3 separate regions of the Homo sapiens genome follow, and all the other regions are linked to region 3. A link is a contact called in ENCODE Hi-C or POLR2A ChIA-PET data. All regions are on one chromosome and are shown on one strand. Each heading gives the region's core, a stretch centred on a gene start or an enhancer-like site at or near the end of the contact. The rest is flanking DNA. Distances are from core to core; before and after follow the strand shown.

Region 1 (2,765 bases), core at 118-2,617, 710 kb after region 3:
GTATAGATGAGCATACAGAAGCGTTCTCGGCTACAAGGAAGGCGGCCGAAACCATTTCAGCCGCGATCCCGATTCGACCCCAACGAATCTTGGTTGTTTCTTTTTTATTTTGTCAAACAGGGTCTTGCTCTGTTGTCCAGGCTGGAGTGCAACGGCACAATCACAACTCACTGCAGCCTCGACCTCCTGGACTCAAGCGATCTTCCCGCTTCAGCCTCCAGAGTAGCTGGGACTACAGGCGCGCGTCACCAACCACGCCCGGCTAATTTTTTTTTTTTTTTTTTTTGCAGTGATGGGGTCTCGCTATGTTGCCCAGGCTGGAGTGCAGTGGTGGGATCATGGCTCACTGCAGCCTCGACATTCCGAGCTCAAGCGATCCTCTCGAGTAGCTGGGCCTACAGGTACAACCACCACTCCTGGCTAATTTTTTAAAATTTTTTGTAGAGATGGGGGTCTCGGTGTGTTGTCCAGGCTGGTCTCGAACTCCTGGCCTCAAGCGATCCTCCCGCCAAGGCCTCCCTGAGCAGTGAGATTACAGGCGTGAGGCCCCGCGCGCGGCCTCCCAACAGGAGTTTGGAAATAGAGTTCCTGGCGGGCCCGACCCTCCAGGCCCGCCCAGCGCGGGGCCTCAGGATGCACAAGGCCGGACGCTCACGGGAGGAGGGAGGGGAGCGACGCCGCCGCCCCACCCTCGGCCCGCGGCCTGTCGCAAGCGCCTCTCTCCTACGTCCGCTGTCCCCCAGGGAACCCCCGGTCCGCGTCGGCCGCCGCCCTCAACCGCCTCTACTCCTCACCAGAGCCCAAGGCCGCGTTATCTCCTCCTCGTTTCGCCACCTCCACGACTTCGTTTGGCGAACGGCGGGCAAAGAAAGCACTTCCGGGGCAAATGAGACGGGCCCTCTGGTGTGCGCATGCCTGGCCCGCCCAGCGGCGTGAGTCAGAGGGTCCCGAGGCGCGAAGGAAAAGGCTGGAGGGGGAGAGGCTGAAAGCGCGGCCTGGAAGGCAAACTGCGCGTGCGCACAACGCTCTCAACGAACCCTCGGTCCGCTGCGGCCGCACGGGGCCAACTTTCGCGAGGGAGCGGCTGACACTCTCCGGGCGACGTTATCGCTCCCTCCGCCTGCGCCTGGCCGCTCTAGAAAGGGGTGCCAGCCATCGCTGGGGTGCCTTGATTCTGTTCCACCTTGGTCCGGTTTATTTCAGTTTAATGGTTATGTAACAACGGTCCGTCTCTCCTACCAACCGGTACCCCGCCCACGCCAGCAGCCACGGGTCGCCAGCGCCACGCAGCGGAGGCGGGCGGCATGGCTGGCCCAAGGTGCGCAGGCGCACTAGCCCTGGGGGTGCTTCCGTGTCTGCGCCCTGAGACATTTTTGGCGCCGGCCCCAGCCTGAGCGGGGACGGCGGCCGGGAGGGCGCGGCCCGGGTTCCCGTTCCCCGCGGAGCCATGCGGTACAACGAGAAGGAGCTGCAGGCTCTGTCCCGGCAGCCGGCCGAGATGGCGGCCGAGCTGGGCATGAGGGGCCCCAAGAAGGGCAGCGGTGAGCGGGACCCGGGAGACCGAGACAGTGCCAGGGGCGGGAGGCCGGGGCCGGGGTCTGGGCGGGGGTGCCGGAGGCCGGAGTCCGGGTCGGGGCGCCGGGGACGGGAGGCCGGGGTCCGGGCGGGGGCTGCCTGCGCCCCTGAGTGCGCGCTGTGCCCGCAGTGCTGAAGCGGCGGCTGGTGAAGCTGGTGGTGAATTTCCTCTTCTACTTTCGGACAGACGAGGCCGAGGTAGGGGCGTCCCGGGCGCGCGGGCGGGTCCCAGGCTGGGCCCCTCGGAGGCCGGGTGCTCACTGCCCCGTCCCGGCGCCCGTGTCTCCTCCAGCCCGTCGGAGCCCTGCTGCTGGAGCGCTGCAGAGTCGTCCGGGAAGAGCCCGGCACCTTCTCCATCAGTGAGTGGGGCTAGGGAAGCCAGCGGCGCTTCCCGCAGCCCGGGGCACCCGCAGCGCCGCACTTTCCCCTCCCCGGGCGCCCAAGGTCTCCTCTGTGTCCCCAGCCTGGCGCCACCCTCCTCAAACACAAGAGTGCATTGTCCACGGGCAGCTCAAGGTCAAGTTCTCCTGGCGGGCACCACCCTTCCCACCTGCCGAGTCCACTTAAGCTTGGGTCCCTCCCAGACTCTGCTCTTTGTTCCCTGTGGGCCCAGGCTGTACTTACAGGGCAGGTGGGCCAGCCCCACCCAAAGCGTTTCCCCAGCTGCCAAGAGTAGCATGGGTCTAGCATTGTTATATGGCCCCGGGCTGGAAATCCCAGGTGGGGGTAGGAGGAGTGAGAGGGGGGTGTTCTCCTGGGTCTTAAGAGATTCCCTTCTGCGGGGAAAGATGGAGTCCCTGCTAGTTTGCCCAGAGTGGCTGTCAAAATTCCACAGGCCAGGTGGCTTAAATATCAGAAACATTCTCTACAGTTCTGGAGGCCAGAAATCCTAGATGAAGGTGTGGGTGGGGCCGAATCCTTCTGAGGCCGAGGGGAATCTCCCAGTTCCTAGTGGTGGCCAGTATCCTCCAGGTTCCTTGGCTTGTGGAAGCGTCACCTTGTCCTCCTTGCATCACGTCTGTGCCCACATTTCCCCTTCTACACAGACGCCAAGCAGAATTTAGGGCCCACCCTGACAACCCCTTTTTACTTCACTTTATTATTTTATTTGCTTATTTTTTGAGACAGGGTCTTGGTATGTCGCCCAGGCTGGAGTGCAGTGGTGCAATCTCGGCTCCCTGTAACTTCCC
Region 2 (2,731 bases), core at 196-2,695, 610 kb before region 3:
AAGAAAGAAAGAAAACTGCTGGAGACCCGCCCGATGCAGAGGCTCATGTTTGTAATCCCAGAGCTTCTGGAGGCCAGGGTGGGAGGCTTGCTTGAGACCAGGAGTTTGAGGTCAACCTAAGCATCATAGTGAGACCCTGTCTCTCCAAAATTAAAAATACAAAAGTTAGCCACATGTGGTGATGCGTGCCTGTAGTCCCAGCTACCTGGGAGGCTGAGACAGGAGGATTACTTGAGCCCTGAAGATTGAGGCTGTAGTGAGCCATGATTGCACCAATGCACTGCAGCCTGGGCCACAGAGCAAGACCGTTTCTTTCTTTCTTTCTTTCTTTTTTGAGGCGGCGTTTCACTCTTGTTATCCAGGCTGGAGTGCAATGGCGCGGTCTTGGCTCACTGCAACCTCTGCCTCCTGGGTCAAGCGATTCTCCTGCCTCAGCCTCCAAAGTAGCTGGGATTACAGGCACCTGTCACCACGCTCGGCTAATTTTTGTATTTTTAATAGAGACGGGTTTCACCTTGTTGGCCAGGCTGGTCTCAAACTCCTGACCTCAGGTGATCCGCCCGCCTCGGCCTCCCAAAGTGCTGGGATTACAGGCGTGAGTCACCGCGCCCGTCTCAAGACCCTGTTTCTGAAATAAATAAAAAGAGGAAAGAAGAGAAAATGCTGCTGGAAGGAGTAGGGCCTGAGTTAGGGGGAACCGCACACACCCCCTGGAGGAACTTGAAACCCTCAGTCCGGTGACCCGTTTGTGGGAGGACGTTGGTTGGACGGGGAGGGTCGCGCGCACAGGCCTGGGAGTCACAGACGCCTGACTCACTGCGAGCCTCGGGCAACTCTGTTCCTCGCCTGTAAAATGAGAGTGAAATTTGCGTCACCACGTGGGGCTCTTTGCAGGCAACGCTCGTTAAAGGCCAGCTGGTACTATTATGTTGATTACCCCCATCATTACCGTTAGTAACCAATTAATTAGTGTTGTTGCGTCCTCTCCGCGCCCGATCGCGTCTCTCTAGGCCGGGGAGTCAGCGGACCCCGAGGCCAGCTCGGGCTCAGACCTCCCCCCAACCCCAAATCCAGAGCCCGTCCCACTCGCTCCACCCCGGCCCGCAGTGGGCTGTCCAGCTCCGGGTGGACTGGGGTGGTGCGGGCCTGGAGGCCGGGTCTGGGTGGGAGCCGGCGGTGCCCTCTGGTCCATTTCCTTCCCCAGTCTATGGGGGTGCCGGCCACTCCTGCGGCGCGCTCGGGGTTCGCCCTCATACCCGGCGGGCGCTAGGACCGCGTGGGCGCCCGTCGTAGAGGCGGAACGAGCCCTGCGGCCACGCCCCTCTCCTCTCTCCTTGGCGATTGGCTGCGGTTCCCCGGGGCGCGGCTCCGATTGGCTCAGGCACCGGAACCTCCCCGCCCTGCCCCGCCCGGCGCAGTCGCCCGGCTCTGGGGCCCGGCGGCTGCAGAGTCGAGCGTGGGGCGGACGCGGCGGACGTGGGTGAGGGCGCGGCCGTAAGAGAGCGGGACGCGGGGTGCCCGGCGCGTGGTGGGGGTCCCCGGCGCCTGCCCCCACGGCACCCAAGAAGGCCTGGCCAGGGTACCCTCCGCGGAGCCCGGGGGTGGGGGGCGCGGGCCCGGCGCCGCGATGGGCCCGGGACCCCCAGCGGCCGGAGCGGCGCCGTCCCCGCGGCCGCTGTCCCTGGTGGCGCGGCTGAGCTACGCCGTGGGCCACTTCCTCAACGACCTGTGCGCGTCCATGTGGTTCACCTACCTGCTGCTCTACCTGCACTCGGTGCGCGCCTACAGCTCCCGCGGCGCGGGGCTGCTGCTGCTGCTGGGCCAGGTGGCCGACGGGCTGTGCACACCGCTCGTGGGCTACGAGGCCGACCGCGCCGCCAGCTGCTGCGCCCGCTACGGCCCGCGCAAGGCCTGGCACCTGGTCGGTAAGCGTCCCGGCCCCGCCACCTGTCGGGCAGCCCCTCCGAGACTCCGCGACCCGGGCGCCTCCTCCCTCTGACTCACCACCCGCCGTCTGCCTGCCTCAGGATCGGAGTCTCCCCTCGGTCTGTCTGTCCCGTGGCCCGAGCTTCCCTGCACTGTCTGTCCACGGCCTTAACCTCCCCTATGTATCTGTCTGCCCTATGAGCTGAGTTTTCACCCCTCTGTCTGTCCCCTGGCCCGAACCTCCCCTGTCTGTCTGTCTGTGCCCATGGCCTGAGCTTCCTCCATCAGTCCCACCACCCAGCCCCCTCTCTCTGCCTGCCTGGGACCTAAGTCTCCCCTGTTTGTCTGCCCCATGAGCTGAGTTTTCACCCCTCTGGCTGTTCCGTGGCCTGAGCCTCCCCCGTCTGTCTGACTACCCAGTGGCCCCTCTGTGGTGTCACTCCTGAGCCTCCCCTGCCTGTCCCACCATCCAGCATCCCCCGTCTTTCTGCCCCATGGCCTGAGCCTCCCCCGTCTGACTGTGCTGTGCCTCCCCCATCTGTCTGACTGTGCAGTGCCTCCCCCATCTGTCCAACTGTGCAGGGCTTCTCTATCTGCCTGAGCCATGAGCCTCCCCCATCTGTCTGTTTAACTGCCCCGTATCCCCTCTGTCTGTCCCTTGGTCCAGCCTCCCCTGTCTGCCTCAGAGCTGCTGTCTGACCTGCGGGGCCCTCACCATCTGACTACATGACTTTCTAGTGGGAATGCCTTTGTTTGTCTGAGCCCCCGGGCCACCCTGAACCCTCTGGAGGGTTGGTGGTGACTG
Region 3 (2,859 bases), core at 92-2,591:
TTCAGGGAGGTAAAGGAAGACAAAGGTTGTTTTTGGTTTTCATTTTTTTGAGACGGGGGTCTCTGTTGCCCAGGCTGGAGTACAATGGTGAGATCACAGCTCACTGCAGCCTCAATCCCCACGGGCTCGAGCGATCCTCCTGCTTCAGCCTATCAAGTCGTTGGGACCATAGGCGCACACTCCTTTATTCCCAGCTAATTTTTGTATTTTTTGTATATATGGGGTTTTGCCATGTTGCCCAGACTGGGACAAAGGTTTATAAAGGAAAAAAAAAATTTTAAATGAGGATTACATCATTTTTCAGAAATAATTATCCTTGTCTACAAAGATCAGTAACAAGGGTCACACCAGTCTGAGTGTCCCTGTAAAAGTATTTTTTGTTTAAGCCTGTGGTTTTTGTAGAGTCTTTTTCGTTATTAAGCATATAAATGTGAGACCTCTCTCTTCATGACCTTACGTGGTTCTGTTTGTGGGAGGGCTGCTTTTTTTTTTTTTGAGACTCAGTTTCGCTCTTGTTGCCCAGGCTGGAGTGCAGTGTCCTGATCTTGGCTCACTGCAATCTCCGCCTCCTGGGTTCAAGCGATTCTCCTGCCTCAGCCTCCGGAGTAGCTGGGATTACAGGCGCCCGCCACCGTGCCCAGCTAATTTTTGTATTTTTAGGAGAGAAGTGGTTTTCGCCATTTTGGTCAGGCTGGACTTGAACTCCTGACCTCTGATGATCCGCCGGTCTCCGCCTCTCACGGTGCTGGGATTACCGGCGTGAACCACCGCGCCCGGCCGAGAGTTTTAAGAACACAGGGAGCGCCTGGTGGGGTCCGGCCTCCTGGGGCCTCGTCGTCTGGTCTCCAGATCTCCAGGTCTCTGGACCCCAGGCGTCCGCGCCCACGCGGGACAGCACGGTGACGTCACGCACGCGGGTCCCGCCCCCACGCAGGACTCCGCCCCATGGGACTCCGTGCCCTTCCTCTCCTCCCCGCACGAGGGGCCGCTCCGAGGGGAAACTGAGTCTGGAGTTGCCGTGCAGTCAGGGAGGAGGACGCCGCGCCCTCCCTGGACTGGAGTGAGTTCTCCCAGATCCGCGGCTGCCCGGCTAGAGGGTCAGCCACGCGTGTTCTCGACGAGCCCGTCACTGAGGAGAGAATTATCCAATCAGGACAGGCAGGGGCGGGGCCTAGGGAACTGTCCAATCAGAGACGTTAATCCGAAGCGGAGCCCTGCCCAATCAAGGGCGCTAGGGGGACGGACTGGAGAATTCTCCAATCAGGGGTGCGGAGTCGACAGCACTGTCCAATCAGAGTCTCCACTTCCCGAGATCTGTCCAATCAGACCCCGAGGACGGTAAGCCGAGTTCCCCTCTGCCTTGCGCGCTTCCCCGCCTACCCCGAGCGGCTCAGGTGTCCTGTCGTGCTCACCTGCGCCGGTCGCTGGACCGCGGGGCGCTAACCCTGGAGAGCCCAGGAGCGGGCGGGACATGGTGAGTGCCGGGCGGGAGCCGAGCCCGGGCCCAGGGCGAGGTGGGGCGGCAGGAACCGGCTTCCGCCCGAGTTCGCAGCCGGAGAAAGCTGAGGGACGCGCGGGGCGGCGCACGACGAGCGCCTGGGCCCCGGGGACGTGGTCACAGCGGCCGAGGGGTAGGGCTGGGGGCAGTCTGGGGTGACAGCAAAAGCGGTCAGGGGCTCGAGGGGTAGTTTCTGGGGACAGTACAGGTCAGGAGTTTGGGGAGAGCTTGTGGGGACAGCAGAGGTGGTCAGGGGCTTGAGGCAATTTAAGTGGACAGTAGAGGTTTAAGGGGCACAGGGGCAGTTTGCGGGAACAGACACGGTCAGGGGCTCGGCGGCAGTTTGGGGGTTCAGTGGAAGGGAGTCAGGCTCAAGGGCAGATTAGGGGGCCAATAGCAGCGGTCAGGAACTCGGGGACAGTTTGAGGGGGCCGTAGAGGCGGTCATGGGTTTGAAGGGGCAGTTTTGGGGGACAGGTGATCAGGGGCTCGAAGGCAGTTTAGGGGGACAGTAGCTGCAGTCGGGAGTTTGGGGGCAGCTCGAGGGGACAGCAGAAGCAGTCAGGGGCTCAGGGGCACTTTAAGGGGGGCAGTAGAGGCGATCAGGGGCTTGAGGGAAGTTTGGGGGGACAGTAAAGGGAGTCGGGCTCGAGGGATGTGTTGGGGGACAGTAGAGGCAGTCAGGGGATCGGGGAGAGTGGGAGGAGAGGGCAGGAGCCGTCAGGGGCTTGGTGGTCAGTTTGGGAAGGTCTGCCAAGGAGGAGGTGGTGCCCTGTCCTGGAGCCTGTCAAATAATAAAATCCTGGGCCGGGCGCGGTGGCTCACGCCTGTAATCCCAGCACTTTGGGAGGCCGAGGCGGGCGGATCACCTGAGGTCAGGAGTTCCAGACCAGCCTGGACAACATGGCGAAATCCCGTCTCTACTAAAAATACAAAAATTAGCCCGGCGTGGTGGCGGGCGCCTGCAATCCCAGCTACCAGGGAGGCTGAGACAGGAGAATGGCGTGAACCTGGGAGGTGGAGCTTGCAGTGAGCCGACATGGCGCCGCTGCACTCCAGCCTGGCGACAGAGAAAGACTCCGTCTCAAAAACAAAAACCAAAAAAAAAAAAAAAAAAAAAAATCCTGGCTAGAGAAGGAGAGAGAAAAATAGGGATAAGCCCCAGCCTCCGAAACCTGCCAGGTCTCAAAATCAACCAGGAAAAGGCTTTACTTTCATACACAAGAAAAGGTTTGGAGGAACGTTTTAGGGGACAAGCAGAAAGGAGGTTGACAGTAAATGTACCTCCTCGTGGTCAGCTAGCTCAGGGGAGGTGACAGGGGACTCCACACTTACTGCTTGCTCAGACTCGGGGGGGCCAAA

The links. Hi-C counts contacts between places; a loop is a spot of excess contacts on that map. ChIA-PET counts read pairs that join two places held with the same protein, here RNA polymerase II (POLR2A). Pooled maps may share reads with other maps.
Region 1: a pooled map shows a loop between it and region 3 (9-fold over the local background). The contact joins the promoter of PLEKHJ1 here to the promoter of ZNF77 in region 3. A Hi-C loop is called at or near these places in 4 of 50 pooled maps.
Region 2: a pooled map shows a loop between it and region 3 (6-fold over the local background). The contact joins the promoter of MFSD12 here to the promoter of ZNF77 in region 3. A Hi-C loop is called at or near these places in 6 of 50 pooled maps. POLR2A ChIA-PET finds 5 or more read pairs at or near these places in 3 of 52 experiments (A673, HCT116 and PC-9).

What each region holds. Positions count from the first base shown.
Region 1 is chr19:2,234,931-2,237,695 of GRCh38, reverse strand. PLEKHJ1 (pleckstrin homology domain containing J1) reads left to right here and starts at 1,367. Exons shown (of 6, transcript NM_018049.3): 1 at 1,367-1,541; 2 at 1,706-1,773; 3 at 1,868-1,934. The coding sequence starts at 1,448. SF3A2 (splicing factor 3a subunit 2) reads right to left here and starts at 872. Exons shown (of 9, transcript NM_007165.5): 1 at 795-872. MIR6789 (microRNA 6789) reads left to right here and starts at 1,770; the gene lies at 1,770-1,867. RefSeq lists silencers at 587-686, 1,297-1,926 and enhancers at 1,107-1,156, 735-1,343, 1,952-2,560, 2,563-2,765.
Region 2 is chr19:3,556,300-3,559,030 of GRCh38, reverse strand. MFSD12 (major facilitator superfamily domain containing 12) reads left to right here and starts at 1,445. Exons shown (of 10, transcript NM_174983.5): 1 at 1,445-1,925. The coding sequence starts at 1,628. RefSeq lists an enhancer at 606-900 and silencers at 1,010-1,559, 1,600-1,669, 1,850-2,019.
Region 3 is chr19:2,943,453-2,946,311 of GRCh38, reverse strand. ZNF77 (zinc finger protein 77) reads left to right here and starts at 1,341. Exons shown (of 4, transcript NM_021217.3): 1 at 1,341-1,474. The coding sequence starts at 1,472. RefSeq lists an enhancer at 946-1,105 and silencers at 1,176-1,425, 1,566-1,645.